Regions from separate parts of the Homo sapiens genome. Here region 1 is linked to region 2. The links are chromatin loops, found by intact Hi-C in ENCODE. Cell type or tissue: endothelial cell of umbilical vein. All regions are shown on one strand. Each heading gives the region's core, and the rest is flanking DNA. Links, peaks and the distances in the headings are about the cores only. Region 1 has its middle 170 kb from the start of LINC02792. Region 2 has its middle 66 kb from the start of LINC02792.

The links. Peaks named below come from ENCODE experiments on the same cell type or tissue, not always from the same donor. Only the 100,000 strongest peaks of a DNase experiment are listed, where the experiment ranks them.
Region 1: it touches region 2 in a loop (2.7-fold over the local background); 9 of 110 quality-filtered maps call a loop at or near these places.

Annotation. Positions count from the first base shown.
Region 1 is chr1:79,488,463-79,505,988 of GRCh38, reverse strand. No RefSeq gene overlaps it. Among named protein-coding and RNA genes, the nearest start is that of LINC02792, 170 kb to the right of the region's middle. RefSeq lists an enhancer at 16,839-17,423. In endothelial cell of umbilical vein, for the core only: a CTCF peak has its summit at 8,625; a DNase peak (open chromatin) is centred at 8,578.
Region 2 is chr1:79,254,095-79,263,898 of GRCh38, reverse strand. No RefSeq gene overlaps it. Among named protein-coding and RNA genes, the nearest start is that of LINC02792, 66 kb to the left of the region's middle. In endothelial cell of umbilical vein, for the core only: a CTCF peak has its summit at 3,979; a DNase peak (open chromatin) is centred at 3,968.

The sequences.
Region 1 (17,526 bases), core at 5,615-13,614, 240 kb before region 2:
TAGAGAGATAAAGAGGAGATATTATGAATGTATAATTCCCTGGTGAAATCATATTTCTGACATTGGCTTAATGTTGTACACCACTAATCTATTTTTTACATTTCTCTTTTGTCTGAATACAACATGGGCAGGTTAAAAGATGCCGAGGTAAATCCAGTGCTGAAGTTTGAATGTACTCCTTGCTCAGACAGATTCACTATCATGAAATCTCTAACTTTAACTATTGCCTTGAATACTGAGCTTAGGCATTGTTTCCACTGACAATAAACAATTACAGCAGATGAGTAATGATTCTTTATGCCTACTACACTAGTAATCTGCTTGATGTATGTACTACTGCTTAGACCAAGGGGATCTTGAGGATCCACTATCATCCTCCCAAGTACCATCTAGATGTTCAATATCAAACAGGACTCTTTTTTTGCCCCTCTCTTAGATAGAGGCATATATTTATGAGTATACATATATCCTCACATAAAAGAAACATTTCTCTGACATTGTACATTTTAACAGGATAAGGTCTAGGGAAGTGAAAAAATTTTTATAACTTGAAACAATGCCATTTACTGTTTTATCAATACATAGATTAAGAAATTTAGGCTTTGCAAAATATTATGGGGGTTAGAAAAAGTCAGAACTCTTCATTTTAAGAAGCATACGATTTAGAGGAGGAGGCAGTCACAGAATAAGGAAATGTTACATGACTACAGTTGCCAGTTAATTATACAGGCAATTTTGTTTAGGAGTTTGGAAATTACTTGAGATTTAGTAGAGAAGGCTTATAAAGGAGATAGAATTTTATCTGGCTTGAAGGCAACTGTGAAATAAAAAAGAAAAAAAAACTGAACTTGTATTTTAAATCTAGTCTCTGTCATTTTGTAGCTCTGTGCCTCAGGAAAGGAATTTAGTATGTGCAAGCCATAGTTTCTTAATCTTTAAAATAAACCACTGTTTCAGAGATTTATTTGGAGATTCCACATAAAATCACAAGCATAGGGCCTTGCAGATAGTAGGCTCCCAATAATGTTACATGAAGATAGTTGGAATCTGCATAAAAGAGAAAGGAATTCCAATCAAGGAAAGTGAGCAAAATAATAAAGGTGAAAGAAAACAAAATAAATTCAGTCTATTAAGTGTGCCAGTTTGATTGACATGGGGAACAGATATAAATGAAAAGTAAGGGTCCAGATTGTGAAACCCTCTGCAGAGGAAGCCTAGACTTGACCTTTGGGCAATGGAGAGTAAAAAAAGTATTTCAGCGTGAACATATACTCTCAAAGCAGCATTTTGAAAGTTCAATTCAGAAGCAGCAAACAGTTTTATTTTTCCCTAAGAATTGCATATTTGTAGCCTGAAATATTTTTATGACTATAATAATTTAACCTCAGTCTTCAAATATACCCCTCACAGTGGTCTAAGGATACAGTGATGAAGAATTGCTTAAGGTAGTACAAATTTATCATTCAACTAAGAAAATTAAGTACATTAGGGAGAAACATTTTTTTCTGAGTATTTAAGGAGGCATTTCAGCATCCTGTAGAAATCAGTTGCTGTTTTTTAAGAGATCTATGTGGTTAAAATGTACACTCTGACAATACAATAATCACAATAGGAGAGGCCCCCCAAAATACATTTGAAAATCAAACAGGATACTGTTTTCAAAAGCAGATGTCCAGACTGAGCACTACACTCACCTAAAATATCCAGGAGGTAAGTCTGAGTAAACTTTGTAACCTGCACTTAGAAGGGTAATGTTGTCAAGACATCTAAGATCTTGAAAACAACTATCACAAAGACTGTCTAGGGATTTTATTTAGTAGCTCTCTGATACGCCAAGTGCTTATTCTTAACAATTGACTATGGCTTTATGACTTTAATCAAGAAGTGTATGTGTGTGTGTGTGTGTGTGTGTGTGTGTGTGTGTGTGTGCACGTGGAGGATAAAGAGACAGGATGATTATACATGGTTATTCTTTAGAGTTCCATGCCAGTGACATTACTGGTATTTCTGAGATGAAGCATCATGTATTATAATTAAATATCAACACTGATTGCTGATGTCTACCTTGGTTCTTGAAAGAGTTCAAGTCTTTGGCACAGTCACATTCTTAGTTACTCTGCAAAAACTCTAATGAAGAAAGTGAGAAAGATGTGTTAATATTTAATAAGCCTATTGATCGATTGCTGTGCCTCCTAAAATGTTCATCTCTTTGACTGGTGGGAAATGAACTTCATTAGGCTTTCTCTGCCACCTTATAGCTCCTTGTTAACATTTCCCCTTTGGGGTCCCTGAGAAAAAACGCCCAGCTTCTATTCATGAATCTCTGCCAACGATAATCTCTTGCACTATTTTCTATATTCATTTGCTGAGAAAAGAGGATGTAAATCTCATTTTGCAAGGAAAACATTATCAGTTCTTTGTGATTGAAAGTAAAATTTGTGAAATGGTATTTTTATGATTCATAGAAATAACCAGTAGATTGATTTAATATATGGAAGCTAGTATTATATTTAGTTTTAAGCTATGAATATAAAAAATATTAAGCACTTTTTCATATTTTAGCTTCCTCTTACATGTTTTATTTGAAAAAGCAAAAGAAAAAATGTGGAGCTCTGAAAAAAGAGAAACTACTAGAAAACGTTTATGTAAAATAGTTACTATAAAATTTCATTTATTTAAAAGACTTCAAATAAAGGAGGAAGAGGCAACAGAGAAACAACATTTACATAGTGCTGGTAGCAAAACAGAAATAATTCTTATTGATAAAATAATTACCAACGTAATACTTCAAGATATTTTGGCATATAATTTTAGATAATATGATATATGCATAAAGGACTGACATTAAAGCTGAACTTAACAGTAGAAAGAAATGGTTAAATATACTGATAATTTAGTATGTGCCAGGAACTTGTTAAATATTTAATATACATTATCTCATTTAAGTCTAATAAAAAGAAACGAGATATATACTATATACTATTGTTATTCCTATTTTACCAATGAGAAATCTCAGGAAGAGATTATTAAAAAGTTTTTCAAGTTTACACTCTATAGAAAAATTTTTAAGTACCCCAAAGGGGAGCCAGACCAAAGCATTTGGCTTCCAGAGTCCAAGCTTCTAAGGAATTCATAGATGCATTCACAGATGCAGTCATAGAGGCAAGGCCAAAAAGGAATCAGGTGAATTTTCCACTTTTGTAAACTCACCTATTTCCAGAGAAAGCAGAAGAGAGAATACAAACAGAAAAGCTAAACAGCCAAGAGAAAGGTTGTTTCAGAATCTGTCAAAATGAAAAATATTTCTTCTTACCAGAGCTCCTTTTGGTTATTTCAACCTGAACATGAATGTTCAGAAAACCAGGAGACAGAGAATGAACAGAAGTATTTCTTGCCTCTTAATTCTCTAGCTAAAGCAATGGCAGTAATTCTCAGTTGCTAAGGAATTGTTTCAAGTCTAGTCCTTTGCTGATGATGGAATTTTCTTGACTTCCAAGCATTCAAGAACCCAAACTGATGCAAATGTGCTTCCACCAGAATCCATGGCCACATAATTTGCAGAGCCCAGTAAAAAACAAAAATGTGAGGCTCAGTATTCATGAACTATTAAGAATTTCAAAATGTTTACAGGAGAACATTAAACCAAACTCAGACCCCTGTGTCTGCATTGTTTGTATAGCCATGAAGCTTGACTACTCACAGCCAAATTCTGAGTGCTATTCTGTGAATTCTTCAAAGGGAGAAGGCTTGTGACCATTTATAGTATGTGCCTTTGGCCAGAAATTTTGAATATTTGTAACATATAATATTTTAGTTTTCTTCCCTCATTTGAGGCAGATTTATTTGTGGCATTCAATTATAACGTTCTTACTTTATTCAGGACACTACAAGAAAAAGACTTTATATTTTCTGAGAGGAAATAAGGATTCCTGTGATTTCTGGATAATCTTTAAAGAGAGACTTTGAACAGAGCACATGTTGATGTTATTATTTTCTTCCTTTTTAATGTAGTCTAGTTCTGGAAAAGGGGTACATAGATCTTTGTGTAACCACCCAAGAGCAATAAAAATAATTAGAGTTTATCCTATCTTTTAAACATGAAGAGAAAACATCATTACATGTTGGTTTCAGAAGGCATCCATCCTATATGGGGTTGGGGGAGAGAGTTGGAAGAGCAAACATGAAGAGTAATGACAGCAAACTTTTCCTTCTATACCTCACTCAAAGTTTCCCCTGCCTCCAATTTTATCATCTCACCATTTTCAAGTAGAATTGGCAGGATTGAAACTAGGTAATTTTGATGGGGAAAATATTGGCCATGTGAGAATGAAAGGGCGACCCACCAAACACATTAGCACCTATATAGAACAAGGTGCAAATAGAAGATAACCAATAAATATGTACAGAGGTAATAATTTTATTACTACTATGAAATTTACCAAATATAAACTTACATTATTGTAAGTTATAACATAGAGGAGGGGTCAGGGTAGGGAAAACTGGATTGTTGAGAGACACAATCATAAATTAGCCTTTATCTAGCAATTGCTAGGAGCTATGCCTTATCATCTATTACATCCATCAGAGCTTTATCATGTGACTCTGCTTGAATACCACTGAGGAACACCATTCTCAGATTGCGTAACGTACTTGGCTCCACCTAGAGTTGTGCTTTTTGGAATTCCTGAAGAAAATATTACTGATGCAATACCACTGAATGACAATAAACACTTTATTAGCATTTAAAACAAAGCTATTAGATGTTATAACTACGTGCTAGGAGGAAGCAGTGAAAAAGGGAGTGGTGGATAAAGGGATGACTAAACTGATAAATTAATGAAGAACTAACAAATACCATAAAATAGATTCTTTCATTTTGACTATTATTTGGAGATGAAATATTGAATAAACCACTGAAAGCATGTTTAAGTTTTGATATGTCATAATATATGTGAAAACAGGTACCATATTGCTACAATCCCTTCTTGAATTGTGTTTCTGAAGCTTAATTTGTAAGACTTAAGCATTTCTCCTCTCTTAACCTTCCCATTCCTCATGAATAATTTTTTGGTAGAATCCCATGTTTTCTGATTATATAGAGACTTAACTTAGTTATGTCCTTTGTTGAATGTTGAATATTTAAATACAGCTTTTATTTTAACTGCAAGCTTTTTCTTGTAGCTAGAGTTTTTGATTTTGAGAAGAATAAATCTCTTCCCAAATGGCTTCTGTTTATCTTTAAAAGCAATTTATAAGGAAAATAAATCTGTCATAATCAGGTCACCCCAGACATAGTGCTAAAAGCATTCTAATATCTGAGAAATCCTGTGAAATAAGAAGCAATGCTGATTCTGCTCTTAAATGTCACCTAATGGTCTTATATAAGGTTGTCAATTTTAGTGTTAGTTGATTGTTACATCTTAGAAAAAAATTAACTGAACTGAAGTATATTCAGCATATACGTTGTTTTACAATAATTTTTTAACATAGTTTCTTTTGGGACACTTAACAATTTTCCCATTGATTAAATATGCCTACTTGAATTAGATGTAGTTGCTTTACTATACAACTATCTTAGAGGCATTTTGGGAGCTCTGAGCTAGATGTGGGGTTTTGGATTTCATTATTCAGGCTTTTAAAAAATAATAAAATAAAATGCAGCCAACAGCAGGATTGACGTGAAACAAATAATCAAACATCCAGTTATTTTTGAGGAATCAGTTAATTAAATGCTAATGCTGACTGAGCTTGTGTTTTTGTATGTGTTTAATTTTTTTTAAAGAGTTTATGCATTACACATAGAGTTTGTATGTGTGCTCAGGAACAATGCAGTATACAAATTACAAGAATAATTTTTATTCTATGGCAATTGGCTTCATCTTCTCCAATAATTGTTCAGTGCTACAAATAAATTACAGCCATTAGGTGAATTTGGTCAATTATTTTGATAAAAGTTGCAGTGGCAATTAATACTTTTTGGCTATAATATTAATATTATCTGAGTCAGATAGTAATTTTATGCCATGAGTGGATATTTGGAATGCACATCATTTTGCTATTAGCTTATTATAAACTGAAAAGAAAGTTTTCATTACCTAAGGCAAGAATTACAAGCAATTTCAAGAATCTTTAAAATGAAAGGATAATGGGAATTCTTTGAGATACCTCTGACAAGGTCCATGTTCTCCCAGTGAGGGTCAGAGTTCAATTCCTGAACTCATCCATCACATTCTGACTGGCAAGGGCTGAATAGCTGTAAAGACTGCACAGGAGAAAGGGCGCCCTTGCTGACCTCCTAAATCACTTTCACACACACAGTTCAATAAATACACACATCCACTCACAAACACCATGCACAAATAACAATGCATTTTAACTCATTATTAGGACAAGCAAGTTTTAAGATTCTTGGATCCCTAAGGGGTTTATATATTTGAGATTTTCTTTTAAATGCTTATTTTAATCATGTAACAGGAAAACAGCATTTCATATCATTATTTCAGTAACAAATAATCAGTAGAAAAACACTTCATTGATGTCTTTTATACACAATGATTTTGAGCGCCACAAGGGGTACACAAAAAAAAACTGTTTAAGTCAAAACCCCTACTTACAGTCAGTCAGTCAAAACATAACTACTCATCACTTAGAAACCTGTAATCTAATGGTATTTCTTAATAAAATCAGGAATTTAGTGTTAATTTAAAGTGGTTCCAACTGCTGCATCCCACACATTTATTGTCTCTTTTTCTTTGGCTGTGATTTTCATGTTAGAGAATACAGGTTAGGTAATTTTCCCTTGAAGTATTTTCACATCGTCTACTTAGCCTGTTTCACAGAGTAAAACATACCGTAAATTTTCTCCGTAATTTTTCATTCCTCAACTACAATGTGGGCTCCAATATGACAGAAACCACCCCGTCCCCATAGTTGATGACCAGGACTGGTATATTGTAAGTTCTCATTCACTATTTGCCAAATTAATTAAATTTAATTGCCCTCTGAAATCCGGGACCTAAGGAAGGCCTCCCCATAAGTGAAAATAATTGATGATGTAAAAAACAGCATTCTTCTCAGAAGTACAAAGTATGCTTTTCAGACAAAGATCAATTCACATCTTTCCTACATAGCAAAGGTGTTTCAAACTGTGTAACTTATTTAAAGGCCAAGTAAAGTAACTAGGTGGAGGCTTTTCTCTATGTTCATGAAATCAAACCAATCTGGGGTCCATATTCCATCTTCATAATGAAGAAAAGATTGGACCAAGCTTCCCACTGACAGGCCCTCACTTTCATTCATCCCATATTTGTAGGGTCTATCATAGTGCTAGGCATTGTAGGATTTAACACATTTTTCTGAAATTAATTTAACCAAATTCACAAGTGCTTTATTCCTCACCAATCTCCTGTTTCAGGTTGTCTTCAAAAGTTAGAAGATAGGGAGGATTCAAACGACATGACATGATTGCATTATTTAAAATTTCCTTTAAAAAATAGCTTATCAAGAAACCAAATATGCCAAAAAGAAATCACTATGATTCCAGCTTCTAAAGACAGTAAATCTGAGTCTTACAAAATACATTACATATAAAGACATTTTATATAAAGGTTCTTTTTGAAAATCTCTTCTGCCTGGTGTGGTGGCTCACGCATGTAATCCCAGCATTTTGGGAGGCCAAGGCAAGTGGATCACTTGAGGTCAGGAGTTCAAGACCAGCCTGGCTAACATGGTGAAACCCTTCTCTACTAAAAATACAAAAATTAGCCAGGTGTGGTGGTGGGTGCCTGTAATCCCAGCTCCTCGGGAGGCTGAGGCAGGAGAATCACTTGAGCCAGGGAGGTGGAGGTTGTGGTGAACCGAGATCAAACTACTGCACTCCAGCAGGGACAGCAGAGTGAGACCCTGTCTCAAAAAAAAAAAGAGAGAGAGAGAGTAGAAAATCTCTTCTTTACTTAATTACTAATTAGTTAGGGAAAGTCTCATTCAAAAGAAAGTTGCAATAAAAATATAAAAAATTCCAAAATATCCTCAATACTTCTAAAGAAGGAAAAGCAATAATGATAGTGGCTCAATATTACTTACACTGTTTTCTAACTTAAGAAAATCTTGTTCTTTACCAAAAATATTTAATTTTCTAAAGTGTGAGAAAATTAGTAAATTAAATGATGGAATTGGCTTTTTTGCTACTTTCTAAAATACAATATTCTTAGGTTGACCTGAAACACAATTGGCTTAATAAAAAACATTATATAATAAAATTCTTAATTAGCATAATTGCCTATCCAGAATTTCAATTATCCTCTAGAATCTCTTTCTTAAAATTTGGAGAAAGATAAAAATATTTACTTAAGAAAAAATAATCTCAATAATTTAACTAAAATGCAAAATTCACGTTTTAAAACTTAGAATGATTTGAAGCACCAACATATTCTATGTAAAAATCAACAGTTGCAAATATTCTTACTCAAATTTCTTCTTTCTCATACCTTACCAAAGTGGATAGAAACCTATGTGTGCACGCTTGTCCAAACACATGTACATCCTACCTTTTCTGATCTGAGGCTGATAAAATATCTTGTTTTCAACACTGGGGTGCAGATTTCATTCAGCTGTAAGGTTATAGCACCCCCTAGCCCTGCCTAACAGAATAGCAGTCAATTCTGGCAGGAATTGAAGTGTAGTAAAGGAATTTTAAAGAATATATGTAAAACCTGGGTACTTTAAAAAAGTGTTCTCCATTGAAGACGTATCTTATTTTATTTGGTAGCAACCGCTGTATCTATTATAGTTTAGAATTTCTGGTATACAACCTGTTCTAACCCTGAATAGTACCAATTGCTGTTAAAATATAGGAAGCTGATTTATTCTAAAGAGCATGTGGAGCATAAACACATCAAACAGATTTCCACTGGTCCTCTAATTTTTTCCCCCCAAATCATCAACAAGCCAGACACTTGGAGTACAAGTATAGAATATTGGACATGGCTGTGATGGTTATTGGCAAATCTTATACAAATAGACAACAGCTCTCTGGGGACAAAATGTAGGCTGTGGAAAAATATATCTGAATATGACACATGTGGCCACCACTCAGATAAGATCTTTGTTACTATTCTTTTATTCATATATCATATTTTAAGAAAAAAGTTGAAAGATGAAGGATTTGGATGTGCTTGTAATAAATTCAGACTGTTTTGCTTGTCCCGTCTTTGAATCTTCAAGCTTTCCTTATTAAGCTACAATGCCTATTTCCAGCATATGGTAATAGTGCTGATTGCATAGCACCTGTCATTAGGAATTCAGGAATATAAACCTCAAAGGCTTTGATGGGAATTTAAATGGAATACCGATTTGTCAATGCAGCACTCAAGTCTGTAGTATCTGTGGGGTTCACAGGATTCCAATTAGTCTGACATTTTTTTTGCAGACTTCAGAAAAAGAACTATTGTAAAACTTGGAAGCAAACAAAAGATAAGTTTTCTCACCTTACTTGGCCCATATTATAATTTATTCCTCCCTTCGTTCCTGGAATGCTTGAAAGTCATCATTCTTTATTCTGAGATACTGTAAATCTAGATACTGTAAATCACTTGGTCAATGTACATTAAATTTAATTTAGTCTGACCACTGCTACTATTCAAAGACCAGTAAATTGATTATGTTACTAAAAGGTGATCACACTGATACTGCTATTTAATGAACTCCATGCTTGTACATTGCTCCTAATGCACACTATTTTAGATCACTTAGTCAACTCCACTCTAATTGAATTTATCATTTGAAACCTTGACTTGATGCTAATGGTCCAAATATAGCAGAGTCTCTCCAGAGTAGTCCTGTCTACAAAACGCTGTATATTGATGTTTTCTTGCAACAAACACTTGTCTTTCTTGTCTTTTTGTCAGGGCCAGTTGTCAGTTATTGAGGTGCAATTATAAGAAAACTTGCATTTAGGAAAAGATATTGTTGACCTCTGCAAATTGACTGGCAACATCAAAATTTGAAAGTGGAGCTCAGGCAGGCTTAATGGGATATATGCAAATTCTCTCCAAACACAGGCCTGAAACTGTCATATGGCTGTTGTTATTTTAAGATACGCATGATCTCCTCTTTCTGTTCTATCCCCTTTTATTTTCACTAAATGGAGTCAGTATGTTTGCAAGACTAGTCTGGCTTAAGAGAAATGGCAACAGCATTTGCTGGGTTCCACCATGAAGAATCATTACCAGTGCCAGTGGGCTTCATAAACGAGCCCCAGAGAAAAAGTGAAACGGATGTGAAGTGATATTAAAACAGAAAATAGGGGGAGAAAAAAGACATGATTTCTGTAGGTTTACAATCAAGGCACCATTGTAGAAATTAGAAATGAGGAGAGAATAGTAACTGATTATTCTTTAATTTTTTTAAAGAAAGAGGAACCTAATTTAGTGTTGCATTGTGGTTCAAAAATAACTCCGCATAATTCATAACGTGCTGTACATGAGGAGAATCAAATTTCCTAATTATGATCATGATTTTGATAACTTTTATTGAACATAAGCATGCCCATGATCAAATCTCTTAATAGGAAGCTATCTTCCATTTGGTAGCCATAATTTCAAAGCTATGCTATATACATTTCTGTACAGAAACAAGATGAGGATAACTAACACTGCTTGCCAAAAATCAAATTAGAGAATAAACATATGGAGAAATAATATAATTTACAATAAGGATTTTCAACTGAAAAATTACCATCTATACAACGTTTTGGGCAAAAATTAAGGGGTTTATCATCATGGCTTTTACTCAAGTAACACAAGTCAAATAGCAAATCAAACATAATTTTGAAATTACTCAACTTTTCCAACCCCTCTTTCTTTCACATATGTGTGTCCTGTTACATTCACCCTCAACAAACAAATTTGTGAATTACACCTTTTACCTACACCACACTCCTTCATTTTTATTTGGGGTTTGATGGAGTTCTAAATTCTAGATAATTAAAAGTTGTCCATGACTAGGAATGTGCCAAAACCTGGGAAGAATTTATTTACACTTATATAATCTAAACGTTGAGATTCTTTCCTCCAAAACAAACCTCTGTAAGGAATTGTGAAAGGGCTGAAATTTTAGCCTACTTGCAAACTAGTAAGTCAGTCTGCCACAATTTCATATGTACTGGCAGAAAACAAAACACTCTTGGGTCAGAGACATAGGATTTTACTCCTCATGGCACAGAAAGCACTATGAGCTTCATGTTTGTGTCAGCTCCCTTCTTACTCAAATCCTACAGAATGACATAAAATGGTTCCTGTGGAAGCTTTGCACGCAGAGGGTTTGCATCAGAGCTGAGGAACCCTGAGTTTAGAAAACCTTGAGTTTCTGTAATGGACTGGAAGCAAATCTGCCTAATCTTTTCCTAGAGGGAAACATTATCTTTATCACACTAGGCAGCCCACAAATCTACCCTTTACTCTGAGGGACACACCATACATTCTAAGCTGCTTGTTATACAAACATCCATAAGAGATAATCTGGAACAAAAGGAATCAGTGCCTCTGCTTGTGCAGTAATATGATAGACTCATGGAGAACTATCTCCTCAAACGCTCCTGCCTGTGAACTATCACAGAACACATTTTCTGTTCTGTATCATACATTATCTTAAATTCATTTTTTTATCAATATATCGAGCCTCCCCAAGTCAACCATAAGCTGCCATTAAAAATAACTCATTTTTACACCAATAGATTTACTTAATTTCTAAGGTAATGTCATAACATGATTTGTGCTCAATACATATTTAAGAACAATTACTGATGATGATGATTGATTAACTGATTGGTGCTAATTGATTGATGAATCGATGGTGGAAATTATACTATGTCAGGCCTCTGAGCCCAGGCTAAGCCATCATGTCCCCTGTGACCTGCATGTACACATCCAGACGGCTGGTTCCTGCCTTAACTGCTGACATTCCACCACAAAAGAAGTGAAAATGTCCTGTTCCTGCCTCAACTGATGACATTGTCTTGTGAAATTCCTTCTCCTGGCTCATCCTGGCTCAAAAGCTCCCCCACTGAGTAACTTGTAACCCCCACTCTGCCCGCCAGAGAACAACCCCCCCTTTGACTGGATTGGGTAGGATTTACCTACCCAAATCCTATAAAACGGCCCCACCCCTATCTCCCTTCCCTGACTCTCTTTTTGGACCCAGCACACCTGCACCCAGGGGAAATAAACAGCTTTATTGCTCACAGAAAGCCTGTTTGGTGGTCTCTTCACACAGACACGAGTGAAATTTGGTGCTGTGACTTGGATCGGGGGACCTCCCTTGGGACATCAATCCCCTGTCCTCCTGTTCTTTGCTCCGTGAGAAAGATCCACCTACAACCTCAGGTCCTCAGACTGACCAGCCCAAGAAACGTCTCACCAATTTCAAGTATGGTAAGTGGCCTCTTTTTACTCTCTCCTCCAACCTCACTTACTATCCCTCAACCTCTTTCTCCTTTCAATCTTGGCACCACACTTCAATCTCTCCCTTCTTTTAATTTCAATTCCTTTCATTTTCTGGTAGAGACAAAGGAGACGCGTTTTATCCGTGGACCCAAAACTCCAGTGCTGGTCACGGACTGGGAAGGCAGCCTTCCCTTGGTGTTTAATCATTTCAGGGACGCCTCTCTGATTATTCACCCATGTTTCAGAGGTGTCAGACCACGCAGGGACGCCTGTCTTGGTCCTTCACCCTTAGAGGCAAGTCCCGCTTTTCTAGGGGAGGGGAAAGTACCCCAACCTCATATCTCTGTGCCCTGATCCCTTATTTCCACACCCCAACCTCTTATATCTCTGTGCCCCGATCCCTTATTTCCGTGCCCCTACCTCTCCCGCTTTTCTGGAGGGTAAGAACCCCCAAACCCCTTCCCTCCGTTTCTCTACTCTCTCTTTTCTCTGGGCTTGCCTCCTTCACTGTGGGCAACCTTCCACCCTCCATTGCTCCTTCTCCCTTAGCCTGTGTTCTTAAGAACTTAAAACCTCTTCAGCTCTCACCTGACCTAAACTCTCAGCATCTTATTTTCTTCCGCAATGCCACCTGACCGCAATACAAACTCGACAGTAGTTCCAAATAGCCAGAAAACGGCACTTTCAATTTTTCCATCCTGCAAGATCTAAATAATTCTTGTTGTAAGATGGGTAAATGGTCTGAGGTGCCTGACGTCCAGGCATTCTTTTACACGTCGGTCCCTCTCTAGTCTCTGTTCCCAATGCAACTCATCCCAAATCTTCCTTCTTTCCCTCCCACCCGTCCCCTCAGTCCCAACCCCAAGGGTCGCTGAGTCTTTCTAATCTTCCATTTCTACAGACCCATCTGACCTCTCCCCTCCTCCCCAGGCTGCTCCTCGCCAGGCCGAGCTACGTCCCAATTCTTCCTCAGCCTCTGCTCCTCCACCCTATAATCCTTTTATCACCTCCCCTCCTCACACCTGGTCCGGCTTACAGTTTCGTTCCGTGACCAGCCCTCCCCCACCTGCCCAGCAATTTACTCTTAAAAAGGTGGCTGGAGCTAAAGGCATAGTCAAGGTTAATGCTCCTTTTTCTTTATCCCAAATCAGATAGCGTTTAGGCTCTTTTTCATCAAATATAAAAATCCAGCCCAGTTCATGACTTGTTTGGCAGCAACCCTGAGACACTTTACAGCCCTAGACCCTAAAAGGTCAAAAGGCCGTCTTATTCTCAAAATACATTTTATTACCCAATCTGCTCCCGACATTAAATAAAACTCCAAAAATTAAATTCCGGCCCTTAAACCCCTCAACAGGATTTAATTAACCTCACCTTCAAGGTGTACAATAATAGAAAAAAGTTGCAATTCCTTGCCTCCACTGTGAGACAAACCCCAGCCACATCTCCAGCACACAAGAACTTCCAAACGCCTGAACCACAGCGGCCAGGCCTTCCTCCAGAACATCCTCCCCCAGGAGCTTGCTACAAGTGCCAGAAATCTGGCCACCAGGCCAAGGAATGCCTGCAGCCCGGGATTCCTCCTAAGCCACGTCCCATCTGTGCGGGACCCCACTGGAAATCGGACTGTCCAACTCACCTGGCAGCCACTCCCAGAGCCCCTGGAACTCTGGCCCAAGGCTCTCTGACGGCTTCCCAGATCTTCTTGGCTTAGCGGCTGAAGACTGACTCTGCCCGATCACCTCGGAAGCCCCCTAGGCCATCACGGACGCCGAGCTTCGGGTAACTCTCACGGTGGAAGCTAAGCCCGTCCCCTTCTTAATCAATACGGAGCCTACCCACTCCACATTACCTTCTTTTCAAGGGCCTGTTTCCCTTGCCTCCATAACTGTTGTGGGTATTGACGGCCAGGCTTCTAAACCTCTTAAAACTCCCCAACTCTGGTTCCAACTTAGACAATACTCTTCTAAGCACTCCTTTTAGTTATCCCCACCTGCCCAGTTCCCTTATTAGGCCGAGACACTTTAACTAAATTATCTGCTTCCCTGACTATTCCTGTATTACAGCTACATCTCATTGCTGCCCTTCTTCCCAATCCAAAGCCTCCTTTGCGTCCTCCTCTTGTATTCTCCCACCTTAACCCACAAGAATAAGATACCTCTACTCCCTCCTTGGCGACCGATCATGCACCCCTTACTATCTCATTAAAACCTAATCACCCTTACCCCGCTCAATGCCAATATCCCATCCCACACCATGCTTTGAAAGGATTAAAGCCTGTTATCACTCACCTGCTACAGCATGGCCTTTTAAAGCCTATAAACTCTCCTTACAATTCCCCCATTATACCTGTCCTAAAACCAGACAAGCCTTCCAAGTTAGTTCAGGATCTATGCCTTATCAACCAAATTGTTTTGCCTATCCACCCCATGGTGCCAAACCCATATACTCTCCTATCCTCAATACCTCCCTCCACAATCCATTATTCTGTGCTGGATCTCAAACCTGCTTTCTTTACTATTCCTTTGCACCCATCATCCCAGCCTCTCTTCGCTTTCACCTGGACTGACCCTGACACCCATCAGGCTCAGGAAATTACCTGGGCTGTACTGCCGCAAAGTTTCACAGACAGCCCCCATTACTTCAGTCAAGCCCAAATTTATTCCTTATCTGTTACCTATCTCAGCATAATTCTCATAAAAACACACGTGCTCTCCCTGCTGATGTCCAATTAATCTCCCAAACCTCAATCCCTTACAAAACAACAACTCCTTTCCTTCCTAGGCATGGTTTGTGCGGTCAGAATTCTTACACAAGAGCCAGGACCGCACCCTGTAGCCTTTCTGTCCAAACAACTTGACCTTACTGTTTTAGCCTAGCCCTCATGTCTGCGTGCGTGGCTGCTGCCACCCTAATACTTTTAGAGGCCCTAAAAATCACAAACTATGCTCAACTTACTCTCTACATTTCTCATAACTTCCAAAATCTATTTTCTTCCTCATACCTGACGCATATACTTTCGGCTTCCTGGCTCCTTCAGCTATACTCACTCTTTGTTAACTCCCACAATTACCATTGTTCCTGGCCCGGACTTCAATCTGGCCTCCCACATTATTCCTGATACCACACCTGACCTCCATGACTGTATCTCTCTGATCCACCTGACATTCACCACATTTCCCCATATTTCCTTCTTTCCTGTTCCTCACCCTGATCACGCTTGATTTATTGATGGCAGTTCCACCAGGCCTAATCGCCACACACCAGCAAAGGCAGGCTATGCTATAGTACAAGCCACTAGCCCCCCTCTTAGAACCTCTCATTTTCTTTCCATCGTGGAAATCTGTCCTCAAGGAAATAACTTCTCAGTGTTCCATCTGCTATTCTACTACTCCTCAGGGATTATTCAGGCCCCCTCCCTTCCTTACACATCAAGCTCGAGGATTTGCCCCTACCCAGGACTGGCAAATTAGCTTTACTCAACATGCCCCGAGTCAGATAACTAAAATACCTCTTAGTCTAGGTAGACACTTTCACTGGATAGGTACAGGCCTTTCCTACAGGGTCTGAGAAGGCCACCGCAGTCATTTCTTCCCTTCTGTCAGACACAATTCCTCAGTTTAGCCTTCCCACCTCAATACAGTCTGATAACAGACGAGCCTTTATTAGTCAAATCAGCCAAGCAGTTTTTCAGGCTCTTAGTATTCAGTGAAACCTTTATATCCCTTATGGTCCTCCGTCTTCAGGAAAAGTAGAATGGACTAAAGGTCTTTTAAAAACACACCTCACCAAGCTCAGTCACCAACTTAAAAAGGACTGGACAATACTTTTACCACTTTCACTTCTCAGAACTCAGGCCTGTCCTCGGAATGCTACAGGGTACAGCCCATTTGAGCTCCTTTTTTTATTAGGCCCCAGTCTCATTCCAGACACCAGACCAACTTGGACTGTGCCCCAAAAAACTTGTCATCCCTACTATCTTCTGTCTAGTCATACTCCTATTCACCGTTCTCAACTACTCATACATGCCCTGCTCTTGTTTACACTGCCAGTTTACACTGTTTCTCCAAGCCAGCACAGCTGATATCTCCTGGTGCTATCCCCAAACCGCCACTCTTAACTCTTAAAGTAAATAAATAATCTTTACTGGCAAGGCTATGCTGAACCACCTTAGGCACTCTCTAATTAGATGTCGTAGGTCCTCCCAATTCTGAGTCCTTTAATACCTGTTTTTCTCCTTCTCTTATTCTGTTTAGTTTTTCAATTCATACAAAACTGTATCCAGGCCAACACCAATAATTCTAAATAACAAATGTTTCTTCTAACAGCCCCACAATATCACCCCTTGCCACAAAATTTTCCTTCAGCTTAATCTCTCCCACTCTAGGTTCCCACGCCGCCCCTAATCCCGCTCGAAGCAGCCCTGAGAAACATCACCCATTATCTCTCCATACCACCAAAAAATTTTCACTGTCCCAACACTTTACCACTATTTCATTTTATTGTTCTTATTAATATAAGAAGACAGGAATGTCAGGCCTCTGAGCCCAAGCTAAGCCATCACATACCCTGTGACCTGCAGGTACACATCCAGATGGCTGGTTCCTGCCTTAACTGCTGACATTCCACCACAAAAGAAGTGAAAATGTCCTGTTCCTGCCTTAACTGATGACATTGTCTTGTGAAATTCCTTCTCCTGGCTCATCCCGGCTCAAAAGCTCCCCCACTGAGTACCTTGTGACCCCCACTCTGCCGGCCAGAGAACACCCCCCTTTGACTGTAATTTTCCTTTATCTACCCAAATCCTATAAAACGGCCCCACCCCTATTTCCCTTCGCTGACTCTCTTTTTGGACTCAGCCCACCTGCACCCAGGTGAAATAAACAGCTTTATTGCTCACACAAAGCCTGTTTGATGGTCTCTTCACATGGATGAGAGTGAAATACTAAAACTGAAAGATACAGTCAATTTTCTACAGGTATTGCCCTTATGATGTCAACATCTGGGTTTTTCAAACCCACAGAAAGTTGTATGGTTGATATTATGTAGTATCCAGAACTAATTGATTTATAGAGTCTTACCTTTT
Region 2 (9,804 bases), core at 1-8,000:
TTTAGTAATCGAGATGCTAGTGTAAGGCCTATGAATATGAAAATGATTGTTTAAGAAGCATTTCAGGAGATTCTGATGGAAGAGATTAAAAGTTAAGAAAGCCTGCTCTAGAAAATAAAATTTAAATTCCTTTCCCAGGTATTCAAAGCCTTATGCCATCTCTCTCAAACTTACTTTATAAAACGTATTTTCTACTATCCTCTTTCCATCCAATATACATTAAACAAATATAATTACATACTATTATATGTGCAAGGCCATTTAGCACTAAACCACTTTGACCCTCAAACTCCTACCTCTGCACACACAGGTTCTTACCTTTTAGAGACCAAATCAAAGGCCATTTCTTCCAGAAAGTCTTTGCTTATTACTCCCCACCCTGGTTGACACCAACCAGTTTCTCACTAATGACCCTGACTGTCTTTCTACTTAGTACCAAAGTTATTAATGTATCTGAGTTTTTTTTTTCCTCCCATAGCTCCCTGAATAAAGATTTTAGGTCTAATTCATCTTTAATTCTCTGCCATACTCATCATATTACATATGGAAAGTTGTTGCTTAGTAAATGCTGAGTAATTTAAAAAGCAAGTAGTTTCTGACATTCCTGCGCAACTTCTTTTTACTTCAACACCTTTCCCCCATCTTTGTGCCCGAAACATGTACTCTGTCCCAGATGACTTAGCCTATGAAGTAGCTAAGCATTAACATCCCAGCCCCTTTCCTCGGAAACATGCTTAATGTTGTTACATAAGAAATGACAAGGCACCCCTCAGCAGGAGATATGTTTTCATTTGTCTCCAACAAGGAAGTGTTTCTTTCACCCTGGGGATCAGATCACTTCTTCTCCTCACCTCAGAGTTGGAAAAAGAACACAGACATCACAGAGCAGGCTGGAGAGAGTGCTTCAGGGCCAACTTAGAGACAAAAACCAGTTTCCCATTTAACAAGTCAAGCAGACAGCCAGCATTTTTTTTCGGAGCATTTTGGAAAGAAACAAGGCTTCCTTACTGACTGCATTTAAAGTTAACACTGGGCATTTGCATTGCAAAGACTAAGAACCCAGAACCAAATGGCACACAGGAATGAGGTCAGGAAAAGCAAACAAAACAATCAGCAGAACAATTCAAGAGAAGTCAGGTCAGTTTCTGCTGCATTGATTGGGATTTGTCCCTGGATATTCAGTGAGAAGAAAATAGACGTCAACACCAGAAATTCACAGGCTATATTTAAGCTATTAAATATATTTATGTTTCAATAAGGTATGCATTACAATACATAATTCTCATTAGAAACCTCTATAGAGTTTGTATTAAATTCAGAGTTATAGGACCCAGGGATATAAGAGATGAAATTATGGAAGTATCATAGTTAAGTTTCTGATTGTCCAGAAAGAGCAAAACTAAGTGAGCAGCACCTTTAGAGAATGTTGTCTGAAGACTGCTGAATTAGGTCTAAAAATGCTACACTTTACCCTTGCTTAGCTGATTTTTTTGACCATGGTAGGTGTCCTTAATGAACACCAAACTTGCTAAAGGATAATAAATGTTTAAACTTATCTTACTTTTTCCAATTTTTGTTTTGTTTTGTTACAAAACAAAAGAAGTTGAGTGATAACCTCTCATTTTCCTTGTAAAACTTTTAATTTCTTTCTAGTCCATAAAACAAAATTATAACAGTAAACCCAATAAAAGAGTAAATCATCTCTGATACAACTTCTCTGACTGCTTCTTTCCAACCCTTCTTTCTATCAGTGTAGATACTACTTATATTTGGGATCTATTAGATCTGCAGAGCACAGCCTTTCACATGCTAGCGTTAACCATGTATCAATTCTTTTTTCCACGTGCTAACTCACTGGAAAATTTAATGAAACACTCGCCCTGGCACTGCAACTTGCCTTTTGTCACTTTGAGCTGATAATGCAACATAAATGTTTTTTACCACCTCTGGATTCATGGGCTTTAGCAGCCACTGCTGAGAACTTACTGTGAGTGTAGATAGCTTTAAAAGCCTTGCTGCCTTGGTGTTAACTTTCAATAACTGGAACTGAGGCAAGAGCCTTGCGTATTCCTCCCATGCAGATGCTAAGAATTTTTCTTTATATTCATAGACTCAGAGTCTTGTTGATAAATAACAGTAAGGCTCAAGTAAACCATATCCAAAATAATCTATACTATGACAAAATGAAGGCTGCAGAGTCATTTGAGATACTGAATATGAAAGACCTTCAAATTACTTTATAGCATTCTATAGAAGAGATTTATTAGTAAGTCCTATCTTTATGGTAAATGATGCATAAATGATGGTACAGGTTTATAAGGAGAACATATGAAAACTCACATATAGAGCGTAAACTAGGTGACAGCCAGCTTTTCTAAGGGTGAATGGTTTTCTCACTTGTTTAGAGCATATCAGCCAGTGATGGATGCAAAACTGCAAAATTTTAGAAAACTATTTTTTTCCATTGATAGAAAGAGGCTGTTCTTTAACAAGTAGAACTTCTGGTTTTTATATGCAGAAAGGTATTTCTTTTTTATTTCAAGGGAAAAAGCACTCAGTCAAAGCTCCCTCCTAGAGTTCATGCCCTTACCTATAAAGATGGAAACTTATTTAAATCCAAAGGGAATACTGTCCTCCTCAGTTCCCATACCTTTGTATTATCTTTATATAGAGGAATGACAATTCCAAGCAATTGTATCATCATAAAAAATAATAATATTGTGATCAGAACAAGTATATCAACCAAGCATCCACAGGTCTCGTGGTTTATTCCGTACTCTGCTTTTACTCTGCTTCCAGTGGGGCTTGAATAAAATATTAAGGAAAAATATGTCACTTCTACAGAGGCAGAAAGGTCCTTTTTGATGAAGCCCCCAGTAGATCATCTGTTCATTGGAGGTGATCTCCTCTGCAGCTTGACAAAGAACTGTGACATTACAAAGCATGGTGCGGAGGGGTTTGCAACCAGCATAACATGACCAGAGCTGGCACATGCTGAAAAGTCATTTGCCTCTTGGTCTTTTTTTTTTTTTTTCCCTAAAGTGTCTTTTTCCTTTGGCTTCTCATTACTATTATAATACACAATTTTGTTTTCTGTTTGTAACTCTCTGCTGCAATGATTAAAAGTTTCAGAATAATCAATTATTGTAAGGATGACTATATAAATATAAGCTGGTTTATTTGAAAGTGACGTTAAGTTTCATTTCACATATTTGTCTCACAAAATCCCTCACTTGACCAGTGAAGCAAGATGTTCTAGCCTGGCCTTGACAGAGGTCCACCTTCCTCATTCTGGTCTACCTCACTGGTCTGATCAAGGCCTAATGCAATTTGCATTAAAAAAAATTCAATAATTGTTCTAAATTGCTCTCCATATGGTACAGTGCTAAGGAAAAATTTACAAGTTATTGCCTTCATGACTTGAGAGAGAAATTGTTTTATTTTATTAAATATCAGACAAAATTGAATATATAGTTTTCAATAATAACTCTCAAAGCTGATATTAAGTACCTGAACAGATAAGACCATGATAAGGTCAAGAAAGAGGATATTTAAACATCTGTAGGCTTTTTTTCTCGCTTCTTTTTTCTTTTTAAACTTAAGCTTTTAAATCTTGAAAGTTCATGTCCAGTGCCTTGATCAGAGATGATAAATGAACTACTGAATTGGAAGAAGATGCTGTTATTATTTTAACCAGTAAACTAACTCAGGGTTAATCTGGGTGTTATTTAACCTATTGAAAGTGTTTTGAGTGAACATATGGTTTCTATTGTGAAATGAAGGCACAGTTTTAACTATGAATATAGATAATTACCCTTTCGACTTTAAACATTTATATGTGTCATGTTGTGTCAGAGCATTTTTCATGGTCAATAGGTTGAAAGGTTATAAAGTTGAAAATGAAAATCAGTACTTTTGAGTAAAACTACATAGCCAGCACAAATAAAGCAATTCACTACTGCTCTCTCTTGGAAGGAGTTAGTAATAACACCCAGAAAGCAATCACTACACCAGTAGCACAGATTGTATGTGAAAAACATGATCTCAGTTAAAGACCTAATCTTTAAGTTAGAAATTCAGCCTATAAATGCATATTCATGAATGTTTCAATAATTATTTTGTAAATTGAATTATAGATGATGATTTTTTTCTTTGTGTAATAGAAAGAGAATATTTTTAAGTTATTTTAAAACTTCATATAAAATGTGTCTACTACAACGCTGATTTGAACATTTCATATAAATGTAATTTTTGAACTGACACTGAACATTTACAGCAGGGTACACATTTTGTAAATTGCTCAGAATGACGTCAGTACTTTGAGCCTAAACAAAACAACTCCTTCAAATGGAATTGGACTCTATTGCAAATACTTACTGGCTTTCAGAGTGGATGCCATATAGTTTCAAAGGAGCAGGACCCCCATTCCAACAGAGTAACAGCAAATTTTCAGATTCATAAGAAAAGGATAGGGGTCAGACGGAGAGACAGAGAGAGAGAGAGAAACAAAGAGAAAAAGAGAGAAACATTTTGGCAAATTTCAATTTTTTATCAAGGCCTCTAAAAACATTTAAGAATTATTTTATCAACACTAATGGATTGGCAGAATATAGCTATCAACATAAAACTTAATTTTAAAACAGTGTTTTCATTTCCATTTCACTCTTTAGAGTGATAGCCCCCATTTTGCACCGGGTGGTAATAATACCTCTGTCCTATTATTATTATTATTTCTTATCTTCTTACTACAAATGAGAAAAAAAGTTAAGGCAATTGTTCTTTCTATTCTTTTACTCTCAAATAAGACATTCTTGGGACAAAGATGGCGTGTGAGTGCTTTTGGTTTTATTAGAAAGGAAAGGCACATAAGTTATTTGTGGCATGTGCTTTGTTGCTCAAATTGTTTGGAACCATTTATGTCAGATGCTGATGTCTTTTTAAAGATCACATAGCTAGTGGTTTACAGAATGAGGTTCCAGTGCTGCATGAAGCCAAAAGAAAAACCCAACTGATGATGAAGGACTTTGAAAAAAATAAGATTATGACAAGAATACATGCAAAGTTTCTATTTTGCTAGACTGACAATCAATTCAGGGACAAGTACACAGTATCTTTTGATAAAAATACTGGCCTTCATCTTCTGTAAGTAAACACTATGTAAGTTTTAGGATTCCTAAATGTGTTACCACTATCATTAGTGTTTTTTCCAGCACTATGACTGTTCTTCTTTTAAGAAAACTATGACCCTGGTCGGATGAATTCTACATTCAAAGGTAAATGCAGTTACTAAAATGGAAGAGGCTGTGAAAGTCTCTGAATAATTGCCACAATTATTTTTTTAAATCCATAATGAGAAGAAATATGTAAAAAGTATGTCTCTGCTTGTAACTCAGATCAACATTAAGAATTTGCATCTTTTATTATGCATATAAATCTTATTTTCCCAATAATGTTAAAATATCTACCACATGCTCTAAAACTGTAAATCTTTTACAAATGGAATTATTTAAAGGGGATGCATCTAAATTTATATTACCTATGATAAAATGTACAAGGTATTTTTATGTAAAAGTAACAATTCTTGTGCTTTTTATCTTTACAGTTTATTTGTGTTTTTGTAGAAATGTTTACATTAAATTCCCAAGTGTTTTTCCTTATTTTCTTATAGTCATGAAATATTTAATGTATTTACCTTAGTATTTCTATATGTTTATTCTTAAAAGAGCAAGAAACAGAAAACATAAAGGGTTTTGCTCATGCAGAAGGAAAACTTTTCTGAAAAAAGTTTGACCATTTAAATTATCAATTTCACAAGAAAATTTGTTTTCTTCCTTTTAATTAATAATAATTATTATTAGCTCCTGATAATTAAGTGAACGTGTATGCACAATATTCATAGAATAATGCCTGAAACAGTGTATTGTCAATACATTTAAACTATCATTGTTTATCTATTAATTCATATATTAAGTAAACATGAACAGGATGCTTACTGAAAGCAAGTTAGACCAACATCATCTTCCCTCATAAATTTTGCAATCTAGAATGTATTGTAAACATTAACTTAACAGATTTCTTTAAGACAGGTTATTATATTTCTGAGCTAGCTCAGGTGTTGTGTTGCAAAGTAATAAAGAAATATACTTAATGGTCTCTTCAAGGCCTTCCATTAACAAGTCTGCACAAGTTCTAATGAACCACTTTCAAAAGTCAAGTAATTTGTTTCATGTCCCATTCAAGGCCTACCATTTATTCATCACAACCTGGAACTCACCATTGTGCTATTTAAATAAACCAGGGCCCAGAGTCAGAGTTCAGAAGGAAAAACTTCCCAGAAGTTGGTCTTAAGCAGTAGTTAAAATACTTTACCTTGTAACCTACTTCTGAGAAATGGTAAATTGGTTAATGAGGTCACTTCCATAAAGTTTATAAGCTACTTAGAAATGAAAAGATGGACAAATACCAGATATTTTAAGAAATATTCTGCTACTGTAAGATCTGTTTATAAGGTTTACCCCATTATCTAAGCTATGAGACCCAGTTACCTGATATTCCCAGTGCTTACTCTCCTTGCGAGGAAAGTGACAAAGTTGACCTTTAAAATAGTCCTTATTTCTATTTTAATGAATATTAAAATAATTATTAAGAATTAATTTAAAAATTGACTAAACTTAAGGAAATTCCTGAAAAAGACCTACACCTGTAAAAACACGTAAAGCACCGATGACTGTGATTCACACTCAGTTTTTTTTTTTTTTTTTTTTTTTTTTTTTGAGATGGAGTCTCGCTCTGTCGCCCAGGCCGGACTGCGGACTGCAGTGGCGCAATCTCGGCTCACTGCAAGCTCCGCTTCCCGGGTTCACGCCATTCTCCTGCCTCAGCCTCCCGAGTAGCTGGGACTACAGGCGCCTGCCACCGCGCCCGGCTAATTTTTTGTATTTTTAGTAGAGACGGGGTTTCACCTTGTTAGCCAGGATGGTCTCGATCTCTTGACCTCATGATCCACCCGCCTCGGCCTCCCAAAGTGCTGGGATTACAGGCGTGAGCCACCGCGCCCGGCCCACACTCAGCATTTTATTTCACCACTTTTAATAACATTTACTACACTGTATTACATCATAATCTGCCTGTGGCTTGTCACATAAGGCCAAACAAGAATAAAGCAATGGGACCATGTTAGGGGCATTAAAAAAAACTATGATTAGTACTGGCAAACATCTAAGCAAAGGCATTTTCTGAATTTCTTCAAAGTTCTAGATGTCATCAAAGTAATGTTAGGATTATTTCTAGAGAAAAAGAAATGCACAGTATTGATGTTATGTTAGCACTAAGATATTATTGTTCTTTCTTTCTTTTGAAATAAAATTGAGGTGGGTGTGATTAGAGTCATTGCTTCAGAAATCATGACTAATTTCAAAATTGGACCATTGGAAACATTTTTGCTATAACACTGGTATTATGCCTATTAAAAGGCTTTTTTTTTCATTTCTTCAAATTCATTTCTTCTTCAAATGTATTTGAGATTGATGGTAGGTTACACACGTTAATACGTAAGTCATGACATTAACCTACCAGACCTCCAAAATTAATTTTAATTCCTCTACAACATATTTCTCTAGCATCTTTAACAGCAGGTGGGCCTGCTACTCAATTGGAGGAAGTCTGGATGCACATCTTACAGTCCTCACCCACTCCACTTACTAAGAATAGAAAGAACTAGAAATCATGAGATTATTTTGTTAATTCATTTCCTGATTTTACTCATGAATTAAAAAGTCCACAAAATGAGTTAGAAAAATACTTCTAAATCAATATATAATTTCTGTAATATTTGGAAGTCCTTTAACATTTTGCTGGATGGAAAAGCAATTGCCTCCACTGCCCAGGCTTGAATCCCAATACCAAATTTATCAGCTACGTCACTTTAGGCAAATACCTTAGCCTCTCTGATCTTCAATTTTCTTATTTGTAAGATGGTAAAAACAAAATCTTTCCACAGGCATGATGTGGCTATTTTACTTAACTGTCCTATAACATCTGCTCAAAAGATTGTATTATCTCTATTATATAGGAACTGTGGTGTTGTTATTTAGCAAAATGCATTGTGTATAACATCTAGTGGCCAACCAAATGCTACTGTCTTTTCAGTTTTACATTTAACAGCACTTGACATACTATTTGCTTAAGCTAAACAAAATAGTTGTGTATTTATTAGTGAAAGGGACATGTTCAGAGAAATGTGTCCTTAGGTGACTTTGTCATTGTGCAAACACCATAGGGTGTACTTACACAAACATAGATAATATAGCCTATTACATGCCTAGGCTATAAGGTATAGCCTATTGCTCCTAGGCTACAAACCTGTAGAGCAAGTTACTATATTGAATATCGTAGGCCATTGTAAATCACGGTAAGTATTTTTCCATCTAATAATATTTAAATATAGACAAGGAACATGGAGCTATAATCTTATGGATCTTTGTCCCATATGTGGTCTATCATTGACCATAATGTCCTTATGCAATGCCTGACTGCAAAACGTTCTATTCAAGATAGCATGAATTTACTTTACAGCATCAAACTCAAGCTCTAAATTGTATTTTAAATGTCTCAAAAGCCAGTTTCCACATGAGTCACCACTTTTACTCATTTGGATTTGGCTCTGTTAAATTAAAATCAGAATACAACCATGTAAACTAGTCTGCAAATTGCATGAACATAGTCATTCTTAATCGCAAAATATTATTTATTCTATGAGCTGTGGCCCTTCTTACTGTTTCCAAAGTAAGTGAGAAAAACAGGGTTTATACCATATATGAATGCCAAATTATGCATGCAAAATCTTTTCTTTCTTTTGTTATTATAAAAGAGAATAGACTACAAAAATGCATATCTAGTAACTAAATGTCCAATTTGTTTTTATTATTACAGAAATGTGCACATAAACTAATTTTGCAGGTGGGCTAATTGCACCTGTTTTTCAAATTACAGTCCTTAGTGAACCGTCTTTTCCAGAAATATGTTCAGTCATAAATATGTAGACTTTGTGTCAATTGCAAGACAACTAGCCGTGTACTACACAAATGTTATAGCACAAGGATCAACTCTCCTGCATATGTATTGAATATATGCAAGTAGTCCATCAGGGTTTAACCACCGTGAGGAAATAATAGTCTGTTCAGAAAAAAAAAAAAATCTTTACTAATGTGCTTTTTTTGTTGTTGTTCCCTTGCTGTCACTAAGAATTCCACAGAAATCAGATGAATAAGAAAAATTAATAATTATTATAATTTCTAGCCTTCAGATACCTAGATTCCTTAAGCCATAGAATTAAACTCTGGGCCGGGCGCGGTGGCTCACGCCTGTAATCCCAGCACTTTGGGAGGCCGAGGCGGGCGGATCACGAGGTCAGGAGATCGAGACCATCCCGGCTAAAACGGTGAAACCCCGTCTCTACTAAAAATACAAAAAATTAGCCGGGCGTAGTGGCGGGCGCCTGTAGTCCCAGCTACTTGGGAGGCTGAGGCAGGAGAATGGCGTGAACCCGGGAGGCGGAGCTTGCAGTGAGCCGAGATCCCGCCACTGCACTCCAGCCTGGGCGACAGAGCGAGACTCCGTCTCAAAAAAAAAAAAAAAAAAAGGAATTAAACTCTGTTAAATTCTGCTTTACTTTCTGTCCCACTGCTTTATTTTTTATAGGTGAGGAGACAGGCCTAGAAAGATTGAGTGATTTTTCCTACATCACACAAATTAATTAGTGACTCAGGTACACCCAGCTCTCTGGAAATTTAACCCAGTGTTTTG